Regions from separate parts of the Homo sapiens genome. Here region 2 is linked to region 1. A link is a contact called in ENCODE Hi-C or POLR2A ChIA-PET data. All regions are on one chromosome and are shown on one strand. Each heading gives the region's core, a stretch centred on a gene start or an enhancer-like site at or near the end of the contact. The rest is flanking DNA. Distances are from core to core; before and after follow the strand shown.

Region 1 (6,298 bases), core at 2,470-4,969:
CATAGGCATGAGTGACTGTGTCCAGCCAGGATCTTTTCAAGACCCTTCACAGACAGCTCCAATGAGACATTCACTCAGCCCATGGGAAAAGTCCCCAAAGCCTGGAACTGCAGTGTGCTCAGACACTGCCTTATTTCCCTACCCTGCCATGGTGGGCACCTCCAACAAGCCTCTCACCACCAGAATTCTCGAGGCAAGGAGTGGGCACCTGTGTCTCCCTTCTTCACAGCAAACTCCTTAACTCGAGTGTGCAGGTGTCCCAGGTACTCTTCTGCTCTCTGCTCCCTGAGCAATACATGGAGGGCTGTAGGCCCAGCCAGGAGGTGCCTTCTCCCTCCTGCAGGAGGCCCGGACTTCTCAGGGCTCTCATGGAACTCACAGGGATGGGGTTAGAGAGGCACCCACTTTTTCCCTCTCCAGGATGATAGGGTATCATGATGCTTCCTGCCCCCGCACCTTCCCCTCAGAGGCCTTTTCACCAAAGGTGCACCAGATTTCCAGTCGCCTCGTGTGTAAGCTGCAGGTAGGATGTCCGACCCCCTTTTAGCCAGTCCAGGGGGATATAATGAGCCTTTACCTGGGAAATGTGAGGACACCTGTCACTCACTGTCTTTACATTTGGGGGCCTCAGCTGAAACTGCAAGGCTTCAGAAAACCCCTGAGATTCTCTAAGTCTCCTATTCTAAGATTATTCCAAGTCTTGGAGCATTTCTACCCTCAGCCTGGTGGTGGTGGCCTAGCATCCTTCAGGGAAACTTTCTGGAGGGGATTTTTGGATTTCTAGGTCAACTGGAGTCAAGAGGGAAATAGGACCAGTGACCCAGAGCTTACAAACTAGAGTGTGTACCTAAAGACATAATTAGGAAGGTAAGGCTGTTTTTACAGAAGCACATGAACCCTATCGATCAAATAGCTCATGGCTAGTTTTTGATCCACAGACGACTTCTGGATTGCTCTGGCATTGGTCCCCTCTACTGGGGACAGGCTGATACCCTGATGGACAAAAGAAGTCTTGGGGTTGGGCAGAGGGCCTGGGAAAGGAAGGGCCAGTCTGGTCCGAGTCCTCCCTTTCTAACTGCAGAAGGCGCAGCCCCCAGCCCCACCCATGTGGCTGAGCTGGCAACGATGGAGGTGGAGTCTGCAAGGCTGGACCAGGAACCCTGGGAGCCAGGAGGGCAGGAGGAGGAAGAGGATGGGGAAGGAGGGCCCACCCCTGCCTACCTAAGCCAGGCCACAGAGCTCATCACCCAGGCCCTGCGGGATGAGAAGGCAGGCGCTTACGCTGCTGCACTCCAGGGCTATCGAGACGGCGTGCACGTCTTGCTTCAGGGAGTCCCCAGTGAGTAGGGACTGAGGGTGGAGGGTCAGGCCTGGGTCCCAGGTGGGGCAGTGATGAAGGGAGCAAAAAAACAAGCAAATCACGGATCAGGAGCCCTTTTACTCCTCACTGACCAGCTGTGTAACCTGGGCAGATTTTTGTTTCTGTTTTTTTGTTGTTGTTGTTTTTAACCTCTTGTGGCCTCAGTTTTCTTCTTCCTCTTTTTTTTTTTTTTTTTTTGAGACAGAGTCTTGCTCTTGTTGCAGGCTGGAGTGCACAATCTCGGCTCACTGCAACCTCCGCCCCCCAGGTTCAAGTGATTCTACTGCCTCAGCCTCCCGACTAGCTGGGATTACAGGCGCCCACCACCATGCCTGGCTAATTTTTGAATTTTTATTTTTTATTTATTTTTATTTATTTATTTTTATTTTTTGAGACAGAGTCTCGCTCTGTCGCCCAGGCTGGAGTGCAGTGGCACAATCTTGGCTCACTGCAACCTCCACCTCCCAGGTTCAAGCCATTCTCCTGCCTCAGCCTCCTGAGTAGCTGGGATTACAGGCACGTGCCACCACGCCCAGCGAATTTTTGTAGTTTTAGTAGAGATGGGCTTTCACCATGTTGGTCAGGCTGGTCTCGAACCCCTGACCTCGTGATCCACCCACCTCGGCCTCCCAAAGTGCTGGGATTACAGGCGTGAGCCACCGCGCCCAGCATGGCCTCAGTTTTCTTATTTGTAGACTGAGGAGAATGGATGCTGGGCCCCAGAGAGGAGGGAAAAGCACATGGTGATGCTCTGCGAATTGTAAAGGACCCGACCAGGGGTTCTGACCAGGCCAGTGGTGCCCAGGTGCCTCAGCTGAGCATTCTCTCTCCACAGGTGACCCGTTGCCTGCCCGCCAGGAAGGTGTGAAGAAGAAGGCAGCTGAGTACCTGAAGCGGGCAGAGGAGATCCTGCGCCTGCACCTGTCTCAACTCCCACCCTAACAGGGAGTGGGCCATTCCCTGGGACTCTCGCTCCTGCACTGCCAGCCCCTTCTCCTCTCCCCAGGGCCTGGCCCTACCTCCTGGTCTTGTAATTACAGGAGCCATTTCTGTAGGTAACTGGACCAAGAATGAGAAAAATAATGAATTCTTAGCTCCCTGATTACACCTGCCACCTTGGAATCAAGGACTCACACTTCTGACCCTGCCTGTCTTTTTGGGGTTTTTTTGAGTTGGAGTCTCGCTGTGTCGCCCAGACTGGAGTGCAGTGGTGGGATCGCGGCTCACTGCAACCTCCACCTCCCAGGTTCAAGCAGTTCTCCTGTCTCAGCCTCCCCAGTAGCTGAGATTGCAGGCACATGCCACCACGCCCAGCTAATATTTTGTATTTTCAGTAGGGACGGGGTTACACCATGTTGGCCAGGCTGGTCTCGAACTCCTGACCTCAAGTGATCCACCCGCCTCAGTCTCCCAAAGTGCTGAGATTACAGGCATGAGTCACTACGCCCGGCCCATGTCTGTCTGTCTTGATGTGTGAGCAGCAGCTGTGGTCATTAAACCATTAGTTTACCCCTCTAGAACTGGGGTCTGCAAACTCCCACCTGCAGCCAAATCTGGCCCACCTCCTTTTTAATGTAAGGGCTGTGAGAGTGGTTTTTACTTTTTTTAATGATTAAAAAAATCAAAATAATATTCTGTGACAATGACAGGTGAAATTTATATGTGACAAGTGAAAATTATATGAAATTTAAGAGTCCATAAATAAAATTTGTTGGAACACAACCAGGCTAATTCATTTAGTATTGTGATAGCTGCTTTCGCGCTACACTGGCAGTTGAAACAGTTGCAGAGTTGAGTCTTTGCCGCCTGCAAATCCCAAAACATTTACAACCTGGCCCTTTGCAGAAAACATTTGCTGGCCCCTGAGCTAGAAAATAGGGAGCATAGTCTCAGGGAAATAGAGGACAAGCCGATGGAGCCGGTTTATTGGGTGGAAGGGACGAAGGAGAGGAACCCAAAGCCCGGGTACTTGTCTCAGAGGCCCCAAAGCCAAATCCTGATTGCTCAGCGGGCTGGAAGGCGTGGCCTCAGCCCCGCCCCGCCCCGCCTCACCACAAAGCGGTTGGTTGCGGCAGGGACTACACCGGTGTATCATGGGAGCGGCCCGGGCTACACGTTAAAAACACTAAGGGGAGCGCGCGAAGCTGAACTTGGCGCTCGATGGGGGCCGTTAGCCGCCCTAGAGCGCGCGGAGCCGCAGAGGCGTAGCTGGACTACAACGCAGTGCATCTCGGGAGGCCAACTCGACTGGACTGGGTGAGAGGACAGAGGTGGCTCGATGGGCGGCCCGAAGGCCGGGGATCATGGCGGGAAGGCGGGCCCAGACAGGTTCAGCCCCGCCCCGACCCGCCGCTCCCCACCCCCCGGCCGGCCTCGCGTGCCTTCCCGCAGCACTGCCGTCCCCGGGATGCTGAGCGCCCACCGTCTCCCCGCAGCCCCCTCATGCCCGGCTGCGAGCTGCCCGTGGGCACCTGCCCGGACATGTGCCCGGCCGCCGAGCGCGCCCAGCGCGAAAGGGAGCACCGCCTGCACCGCTTGGAGGTGGTGCCGGGTTGCCGCCAGGACCCGCCCCGCGCGGATCCGCAGCGCGCGGTGAAGGAGTACAGCCGACCCGCCGCCGGCAAGCCCCGGCCCCCGCCCAGCCAGTTGCGTCCGCCCTCCGTGCTGCTGGCCACCGTGCGCTACCTGGCCGGTGAGGTGGCGGAGAGCGCCGACATCGCCCGCGCCGAGGTGGCCAGCTTCGTGGCAGACCGCTTGCGAGCTGTGCTCCTGGACCTGGCGCTGCAGGGAGCGGGCGACGCCGAGGCAGCTGTGGTGCTGGAGGCGGCGCTGGCCACGCTGCTGACCGTAGTGGCGCGGCTCGGGCCCGACGCGGCGCGGGGACCCGCGGACCCGGTGCTGCTGCAGGCCCAGGTGCAGGAGGGCTTCGGCTCGCTGCGGCGCTGCTACGCGCGGGGCGCCGGGCCGCACCCCCGCCAACCCGCCTTCCAGGGCCTCTTTCTGCTCTATAACCTGGGTGAGTCGGGATCCTGGCGGCTGGGCAGAGCGTGGGGACAGGAGCCCACCATGACAGTGGAGGTAGGGAAAGGAAGGATTAGCTTTAACATCTCACCATTAGCCCCCTCCCAGGACAGCACAAGATCCACCGAGCCCCGACGTGGGACCTCGGGCCCATCTCTGGGTCTTAGTTGTCTCAGGAATAAAAGTGGAGGGGGCAAGGGTGGAAAGGGAGAATTGGTCTAAATAGTGATTTTCAAACTTTTTTTTTTTTGAGTCTCGCTCTGTCGCCCAGGCTGGAGTGCAGTGGCGCGATCTCGGCTCACTGCAACCTCCGCCTCCCTGGGTCAAGCGATTCTTCTGCCTCAGCCTCCTGAGTAGCTGGGATCACAGGCGCGCGCCACCACACCCAGCTAATTTTTGTATTTAGTAGAGACGGGGGTTTCACCATGTTGGTCAGGCTGGTCTCGAACTCCTGACCTCGTGATCCGCCCACCTTGGCCTCACAAAGTGCTGGGATTACAGGCGTGAGCCACCGCGCCCGGCTGATTTTCAAACTCTTTTAACCTCCCCGCCCAGTCAGGGTTACCAAGCAAACAAGAACACATATGCCCACGAATATACCTGAGACAGAAGTTTAAGGCATTAGAGATACTTTCTATGGGCGATGCATTCCAATAAACTCTTATTATTTGTTTCTTTCTTTGTTTTTGAGACAGAGTCTAGCTCTGTCGCCCAGGCTGGAGTGCGGTGGCATGATCTTGCCTAACTGCAACCTCCGCCTCCCGGGTTCAGGCTATTCGCCTGCGTCAGCCTCCCAAAGAGCTGGGACTACAGGCGTGCACCACCACACCCGGCTAGTGTTTGGATATTTAGTAGAGACAGGCCAACACCATGTTGGCCATGCTGGTCTCGAACTCCTGACCTCAAAATGATAGCTCACCTCTGCCTCCCAAAGTGCTGGGATTACAGGCGTGAGTCACTGCACCCGGCCTGTTTGTGTTTTTTGAGACAGGGTCTCACTCTTGCCCAGGCTGGAGTACAGTGGCTTAATTATAGTTCACTGCAGCCTCAACCTCGTGGGCTCAAGGGATCCTTCTGCCTCAGCCTTCCAAGTAGCTGGGACCACAGATGTATGCAATCACACCCGGCTAACTTAAAAAAATTTTTTTTGTAGAGATGGGATCTCGCATGTTGCCACTCGAATTCCTGGGCTCAAGTGATCCTCCTGCCCCACCCTCCCAAGTAGCCGGGTGTGGCCATCATGCCCAGTGAATGGTTTATTTTTGTCCACACTGTTCCTCTGAAGAAGGCATGGTAATTATCCCTGGTCTAGTGGGGGAAGAAATCGAAGCCCAGGGTGGTGAGGTGACTTGCCTGTTGACACAGCACTGGTTAACAGTAGTAGTGGCAGGACCATGATTTTCTTTTCTTTTAATTTTTTAAAATTTATTTTTATATAGGGATTGGAGTCTTGCCATGTTGACCAGGTTGCTCTCAAACTCCTGGGCTAAAGTGATCCTACCGCGTTGGCCTCCCAAAGTGCTGGGATTACAGGCATGAGCCACTGTGCCCAAATAAGCTCTGTTCTGGCTGGGCCCTCTCTACTAAAAATGCAGAAATTAGCTGGGTGTGGTGGTGCATACCCGTAATCCCAGCTACTCAGGAGGCTGATGCAGGGGAATCACCTGAACCTGGGAGGTAGTGGAGATTGCAGTGAGCCAAGAGCCACTATACTTCAGCCTGGGTGACAAAGCAAGTCTGTCTCAAAAAAAAAAAAAAAAAAAAAAAAAAAAGGCCCTGCCCTATACAATTTTAACAAAATGCTGTTGACTTCACAACCTACTTATTGGTCAGAAGCCCCAGTTTACAAATGAGGGCCAAGGTTCCAGTGTCTGAGACTCTTCCAGAAGGGAAGCAAGGGCAGAGTCTCCTGAAGGA
Region 2 (6,298 bases), core at 2,029-4,528, 270 kb after region 1:
CCACTTACTCAATGGTCCAGGCCTGTTTTCCTCCAAGCTGCCAGGCCATTCCTGGCAGAATCCACCTGACCAATACTCCCTGCAGAGTTGAGGGCACACTCAAGATTAAAACCTGAACCTCCTTGGATTCGTTTTCTATCACTGCTACAACAAATTATCATGGAATAGGTGGCTTAAAACAACAGAAATTCGTGATCTTACAGTTCTATAGGTTAGAAGGTCAACATGGGGCTGAGCGAGGTGGCTCATGCCTATAATCCCAGCACTTTGGGAGGCCAAGGTGGGTGGATCACTTGAGGTCAGGAGTTTGAGAGCAGCCTGGCCAACATGGTGAAACCCTATCTATACTAAAAATACAAAAATTAGCCAGGCATGGTGGCGGGCGTCTGTAACCCCAGCTACTCGGGAGGCTGAGGCAGGAGAATCGCTTGAACCTAGGAGATGGAGGTTGCAGTGAGCCGAGGTTGCACCACTGCACTCCAGCCTGGGCAATAGAGCAAGACTCTATCTCAAAAAAAAAAAAAAAAAAAGGCCAATGTGTGAGTCTCACTGAGCTAAGATCAAGGTGAGGAGGTGAGGGCAGGGCTGTGTTCCTTCTGGAGCCTCTAGGGTAGATAGGGTAGAACCTGTTTCCTTGTATTTTCCAGCTTCTGAAGCAGTTCCTTGGTTTGGGGCCTCTGCCTCCATCTTCAAAGGCAGCAACACATCATTTCTCTGGCCCTTCAGTCATCACATCTCTCTCTTTTTTTTTTGAGACGGAGTCTCGCTGTGTCACTCCAGCTAGAGTGCAATGGCACAATCTCGACTCACTGCAACCTCTGTCTCCCAGGTTCAAGCGATTTTCCTGCCTCAGCCCCCCAAGTAGCTGGGACTACAGGCACGTGTCACCACACCCAGCTAATTTTTTGTATTTTTAGTAGAGACGGGGTTTCACCGTGTTAGCCAGGATGGTCTTGAACTCCTGACCTTGTGATCCACCCGTCTCAGCCTCCCAAAGTGCTGGGATTACAGGCGTGAGTCGTGAGCCACCACGCCCGGCCTATCACATCTCTTTCTCTGTCTCCTGCTTCTACTTTTAAAAACCCTTGTTATTACACTGGCCCACCCAGATACTTCAGCATAAGCTATTTTAAAGTCAGCTGATTTGCAACCATAATTTCATTGGCAATTTTCTTTTTTTTCTTTTTTTTTTTTTTGAGACGGAGTCTCGCTCTGTCGCCCAGGCTGGAGTGCAGTGGTGCGATCTCGGCTCACTACAAGCTCCGCCTCCCAGGTTCATGCCATTCTCCTGCCTCAGCCTCCTGAGTAGCTGGGACTACAGGCGCCCGAGTAGCTGGGACTGCAGGTGCCTGCCACCATGCTCGGCTAATTTTTTTTTTTTTTTGTATTTTTAGTAGAGACGGGATTTCACCATATTAGCCAGGATGGTCTCGATCTCCTGACCTCGTGATCCACCTGCCTTGACCTCCCAAAGTGCTGGGATTACAGGCATGAGCCACGGCGCCCAGCCCTCATTGGCAATTTTCATTTCCATTTCTCATGTAACAAAACATATTCATAGATTACACAGGTTCGGATGTGGGCTTTTTTTCTTTTCTTTTTTTTTTTTTACATGGGTTTTTGCTCTATTGCCCAGGCTGGAGTGCAGTGGCGTGATCACAGCTCACTGCAGCCTTAACCTCCCAGGTTCAAGCAATTCTCCTACCTAAGCCTCCAGAGTACCTGGGACTACAGGCTTGAGCCACCATGTCCGGCTAATTTATTTGTTGTAGAAACAGGGTCTCACTATGTTGCTCAGGCTGGTGTCAGTGTCAAACTCCTGGACCCAAGCAATCCTCCCACCTTGGCCTCCCAAAGTGCTGGGATTATAGGCATGAGCCACAGCACCTGGCTAGATGTGAACATATTTAGGGGGGCTGTTATTTTACCTACCATGATCCCCTTCTTCCCATCCGGACCTCCCAGCTTGTCTGGCATCTTCCCCCACCCCCAGCATCCTGCCTCCCCCACTGAGGTCTTCCCGGCTCTGCCTCCCTAAAAGCCCTTCCCACACTGACAGCATTGAAGCCAACCATCCTGGTCACACTGAGCTGGCATAGCTGTCATCCTCTAGAAAGTGAGGTCTGTCCACCCCGTCACTACCCACCACTTCCTCTGCCCCACTCTTCTTAGCACTTACCCACCTGGAAGGGTATCATGATGTACCTGGGAACTTGGATTTCCCCCATTTCCCTTCTCTGGGCTGCAGGTCCCAATCCAGAGGCTGAATCCCCAGGGACAAGAACAGCGCTAGGCACTTGGTAGATACTCAACAAATCTCTCTTGAGTCACTGAGAGGTGCAGTTTCCTTCAGTCTGTCTCCAGCACCCTGTGCGGTGCCTGCCCTTCAAAACATGTTTCTGGGCCGGGCGCGGTGGCTCACGCCTGTAATTGCAGCACTTCGGGAGGCCGAGGCGGGCAGATCACTTGAGGTCGGGAATTCGAGACCAGCCTGGCCAACATGGAGAAACTCCGTCTCTACTAAGAATACAAAAATTAGCCAGGTGTGCTGGCACATGCCTGTAATCCCAGCTACTCGGGAGGCTGAGGCAGGAGAATCTCTTGAACCCAGGAGACGGAGGTTGCGGTGAGCAGTCTGGGCAACAAGAGCGAAACTCTGTCTCAAAAAAAAAAAAAGTTTCTGGCCCTGTAGGAATGACTGACTGACTGACTGAAAGAATGAATGGACCAGGAACTAGTCTGAATATGAGCCCCACCTTCACTCTGGAAGCCTGACAGCAAAGACGGGGGTCCAGGCCACGCGGCCTCTGCCTTCCCATACTGTCTTTTCTAGTGGGAGGTAAACTGATCAACTAGCTTGTAAGTTTGTAGTATTCTAACGTAGGCGCTTCCAAGGAAGTCGCTGAATATACTTGTGCCGGCGCTTCCCCGACGCAGCCCTGCAGGGAAGGATCCGGTCCAAGGTCTCTCTGCGATTTCTGAAGAATTCGGTCTTCCCGGAGCCTCTCCCCCGGCTCTTCTAGAACCGAAGGTTTTAGTTCCCATGGGCACAGCCGGAGGCCGCCTGCGCCACCCGGCCCTCAGCCGCCAGAACCAGGACAGGACTCCAGGGCGCGCGCGACCGCTGGACCCGGGAGCGGCACCTCCCACGCCGGGAGCCCCGGGCGGTGCCCGGAGTGGGGCGGGGCCTGGGCGGGGATGGGGAGGGGCTTGGCTGGCGCGGCCCCGGCATTGGCTCCGCGGGCCGGGGCGGGGCTGCGGGGTCCGCGGTGCACTCTGTAAGTTCACCGCCGGTCGGGTCCGGCCGCCGCGCTGTCCAGCTCCTGAGACCTTGCTGTCCGCCGGTCTGCCGTCTGCGCGCCTCACGGTGAGTTCGGGCTGGGATTTTCGCAGCTTCGCGGGGGTCCCCCGAGAGGCCCATCTCTGTGGCGCCCCGCCCCAGCTCGCGCCCTGGCTCTGCCTCTCACCTCACTCAGTTCCTTTCGAGGGCTCCTAGGGCTCCATGGGGCTTCCCACCCGCATCTGGGTTCCCGCAGCCTCGCCCGTGCCCGCCACGGTCCGTGGGGGCGCAACGCATCCCGACCCCGAATTCCCCGTTCTGCCCTCCATTTTGTGTCCGGGCCCCCGCCCCCCTCCCGAGACCCAGGGGTGCCCCGCCGCCCAGCATCCCCACCGGGGCTGGGGGCCGTATTTTTAGCCGATAGTGAGTTGTTCTCCTATCTTTAGCTGCGGCCGCGAATGTCCTGAAACGGATCCGGGCTGGGCTGGGCTCCGCCCGGGTAGGAGTGGGGAGGGGTCGGCGCAGGAACCCGAGCCGGAGCTAAGGAGCCGGACCCGTGGGAGGGGCGGGGGCCCGCACGCCCGAGCTCTGGCCCTGTGCCGAGCGGACACTAGGACATCGCCCAGGCCGGAAAGCACAGGGGGGAGGCTCCTCCCAGAGCTTGGAGACTAGGGCAGGGTCCCCAATCGCCCCCTTTTTCCCCGATTGTGGGACCAGAAACCCCGAAGCAAAAAGATCTCGCAGGTAATCCCCATCTGGTACTTGAACGCGCAGCTCCTTGGGGACCGCCTGCCTGGAGCCCGGGGGAGGGGCGCTGGAGACCCCGGTGCGCTCTCGGAGTCCTCCGGGACACGAGGCGATCAAGGGAGCACGCGCGCCACCTGGCGGCCGCGGAGCCGGGCACCTCTCCGGAGGCACCGGGACCCCGGGAGACCCAGCGGCCGCTAGAGGGTCTCTGCATCCTCGAGGTCTAGGAGGGCGGGAGGAGGTGGACGCCTGGGGTCAGGAGCCCTTCGTTTTTGCTATTGTTCAAAGCACTGGCCCCGGAGAATCGAAGTGCTTGAGGAAGGAAGGCCTTGTAGATATTTGCTGAATGAATGATAAAACCTACAGTGACCCGCTGAACCCCGCTATTGTACATTGGCGCTCTCACCTGCAATATTGCAGTGGGATCTCCAGTGGCCCTTTAGTGGTGGCTTCGTTGTCAGCCCATTTTATAGATGGGAAAGGTGAGACCCAGAGAGGAGAGGCGTCTTGCTGAAGGTTACTGAGGAAGTCCCAGGTGGAGCTGGATTTAAGGACAGTCTCCTGATTTAGGAGAAGAGGGGGTGTGAGGTGGCCTAATATTCTTCATGATAGGAGGATCCCTGCCTGCCGGAAGTCATTTTCTCATTGGGAGGTCCAGGGCTCCTGTCCAGGGCAATCACAGAGAGCTAGGATGCTCCTATCTGCTCCCCGACTGCTGCAGGGAGCTCCCCTCCCAGCTCCCCACAGCCCTGTCCTGATGGAGACCTCATTCTCATATCTCTGGACACATGAAAGTTGGGCAGACGGGGGCAGCCAAAGGTCAGGATGTAGATGGAGGAGATCTGGGGACCCACTGTTCCCAGCCTAGCTGTGAGCCCCTTTCTCTCCCGCTCCCCAAACATATTATGGAAGTAGGCGTGGCCCACTGCATGGGAACCACGTGGACCAGGCTGGGTACCCACTCTTCCACTTCCTAACTGGATGACGTCGCCAATGTTACTTAACATCTCTGAGGTTCAGCTTCGACTTCTGTAAAGGGCCGTAATGACCCCACCATGCCGTGACTGGGAGCTTTAAGATGAGAAACTGTGCGTGGCAAGCTGGATCCTAGGGTCTTGCAGTTGCCAAATCTAAATTCCTGGGGCGTGAGGGTTGTAATTCCCAGCTCTCCCCTGGGCCGCTGATGCTGGCCTCACCCTCGATTCTCCCCACATCTGGAATTGGGTGTGTACATCTGGCTGTGAGTGAGACAGCTGTCAGGGACGCCCAATTTGTTGTGGAAACACTCAGGCTGTCTTGGCGCTGCCGTGTGATGGGGTTGGGGGTGCGGGGAGGACCTGGCCCAGGCTCTGGGTACATCCCACCAGTCAGCCCCACGCTCCATGAGTGAAAAGGAAGACAAGCCCCCCCCAGGACTTCTCTCCTGACGAGCGACAAATTGCATGTTTGTCAGCATGGCCCCCAGGCCTGGCATGGTTGACACAGGATGAATGCGTGACGGGATTCCAAGACCTCAGGGTGCCCATGCGTCCCCACCCTTCCCCCAGCTCCTTGCAAGCTGAGCTGGATTTCCGCCACGGGAGAGTCATTCCTTTGTTTCCTGTTAAGCTCCAGGTGCTCTGGGAGGGGTAAGATGTCCGGCCTCTGTGGCTCAGTACGACTGACCCGGGTGTCCGGTCCTGGGGTGGGGTTTCCTGAGCAAGGGCCTCAGCTGGTGGGGGGAGGGGGGCAGTTGGACTCTGCTTCTCCTGCATCCTCCTTCCTCCTTCCTGCTCCCGCCTCCCAACCCCCTCACCCCCACCCTCACCCTGCCCAGAATGAAAACTGAGGCAAAGAACTGGCAAGAGCCACCTTTGGTGAGCCCCTGGCTGGGCCTGGGGAGGGAGTGGTACAGGAGGGTGGGCTCATCTGGCTTGAATTCCCATGCTGCCCTTACTCACTGGGTGACCTTGGACAAGTTTCTCTCTTTGCCTTTTATGCTGAGTCTACATCTGGGCTCATGTGTACTGGACCAATCAGGTCCCATGTGCGTCCCCCACCCTCAAGCAGAGGGAGTGCTTGCTTCATTTCTTTTTTCTGTTAAATCAGTATGACACCCCTTCATAGCTATTTATTTTTACACATTAAAAATAGCTTAATTTTTTTCTGACTACATAAATATGTGCATATAAATAATACATTGCTTATTAGTAAGAATTTGAATTCATAGAGGTCTGAACAAGAAAGGAAACATCAACCTGAAATTCTACCACTTTGAGAAAACCACTGTTC

Evidence for each region. A loop is a pair of places that touch in the nucleus more often than their neighbours do. ChIA-PET counts read pairs that join two places held with the same protein, here RNA polymerase II (POLR2A). Pooled maps may share reads with other maps.
Region 2: a pooled map shows a loop between it and region 1 (4-fold over the local background). The contact joins the promoter of CDC42EP2 here to the promoter of SAC3D1 in region 1. A Hi-C loop is called at or near these places in 4 of 50 pooled maps. POLR2A ChIA-PET finds 5 or more read pairs at or near these places in 6 of 52 experiments (B cell, CD8-positive, alpha-beta memory T cell, GM12878 and 3 more).

What each region holds. Positions count from the first base shown.
Region 1 is chr11:65,037,491-65,043,788 of GRCh38, forward strand. It overlaps SAC3D1 (SAC3 domain containing 1), which reads left to right and starts at 3,720. Exons shown (of 2, transcript NM_013299.4): 1 at 3,720-4,376. The coding sequence starts at 3,803. It overlaps SNX15 (sorting nexin 15), which reads left to right. Exons shown (of 8, transcript NM_013306.5): 7 at 1,082-1,339; 8 at 2,196-3,082. The coding sequence ends at 2,302. ARL2-SNX15 (ARL2-SNX15 readthrough (NMD candidate)) reads left to right here. Exons shown (of 11, transcript NR_037650.2): 10 at 1,082-1,339; 11 at 2,196-3,082. RefSeq lists enhancers at 1,320-1,369, 1,440-1,559 and silencers at 3,639-4,318, 4,339-4,388.
Region 2 is chr11:65,311,588-65,317,885 of GRCh38, forward strand. CDC42EP2 (CDC42 effector protein 2) reads left to right here and starts at 3,279. Exons shown (of 2, transcript NM_006779.4): 1 at 3,279-3,367. It overlaps LOC105369344 (a long non-coding RNA gene), which reads right to left and starts at 3,102. Exons shown (of 3, transcript XR_007062727.1): 1 at 2,184-3,102. RefSeq lists silencers at 2,937-3,316, 3,777-3,906, 4,077-4,236.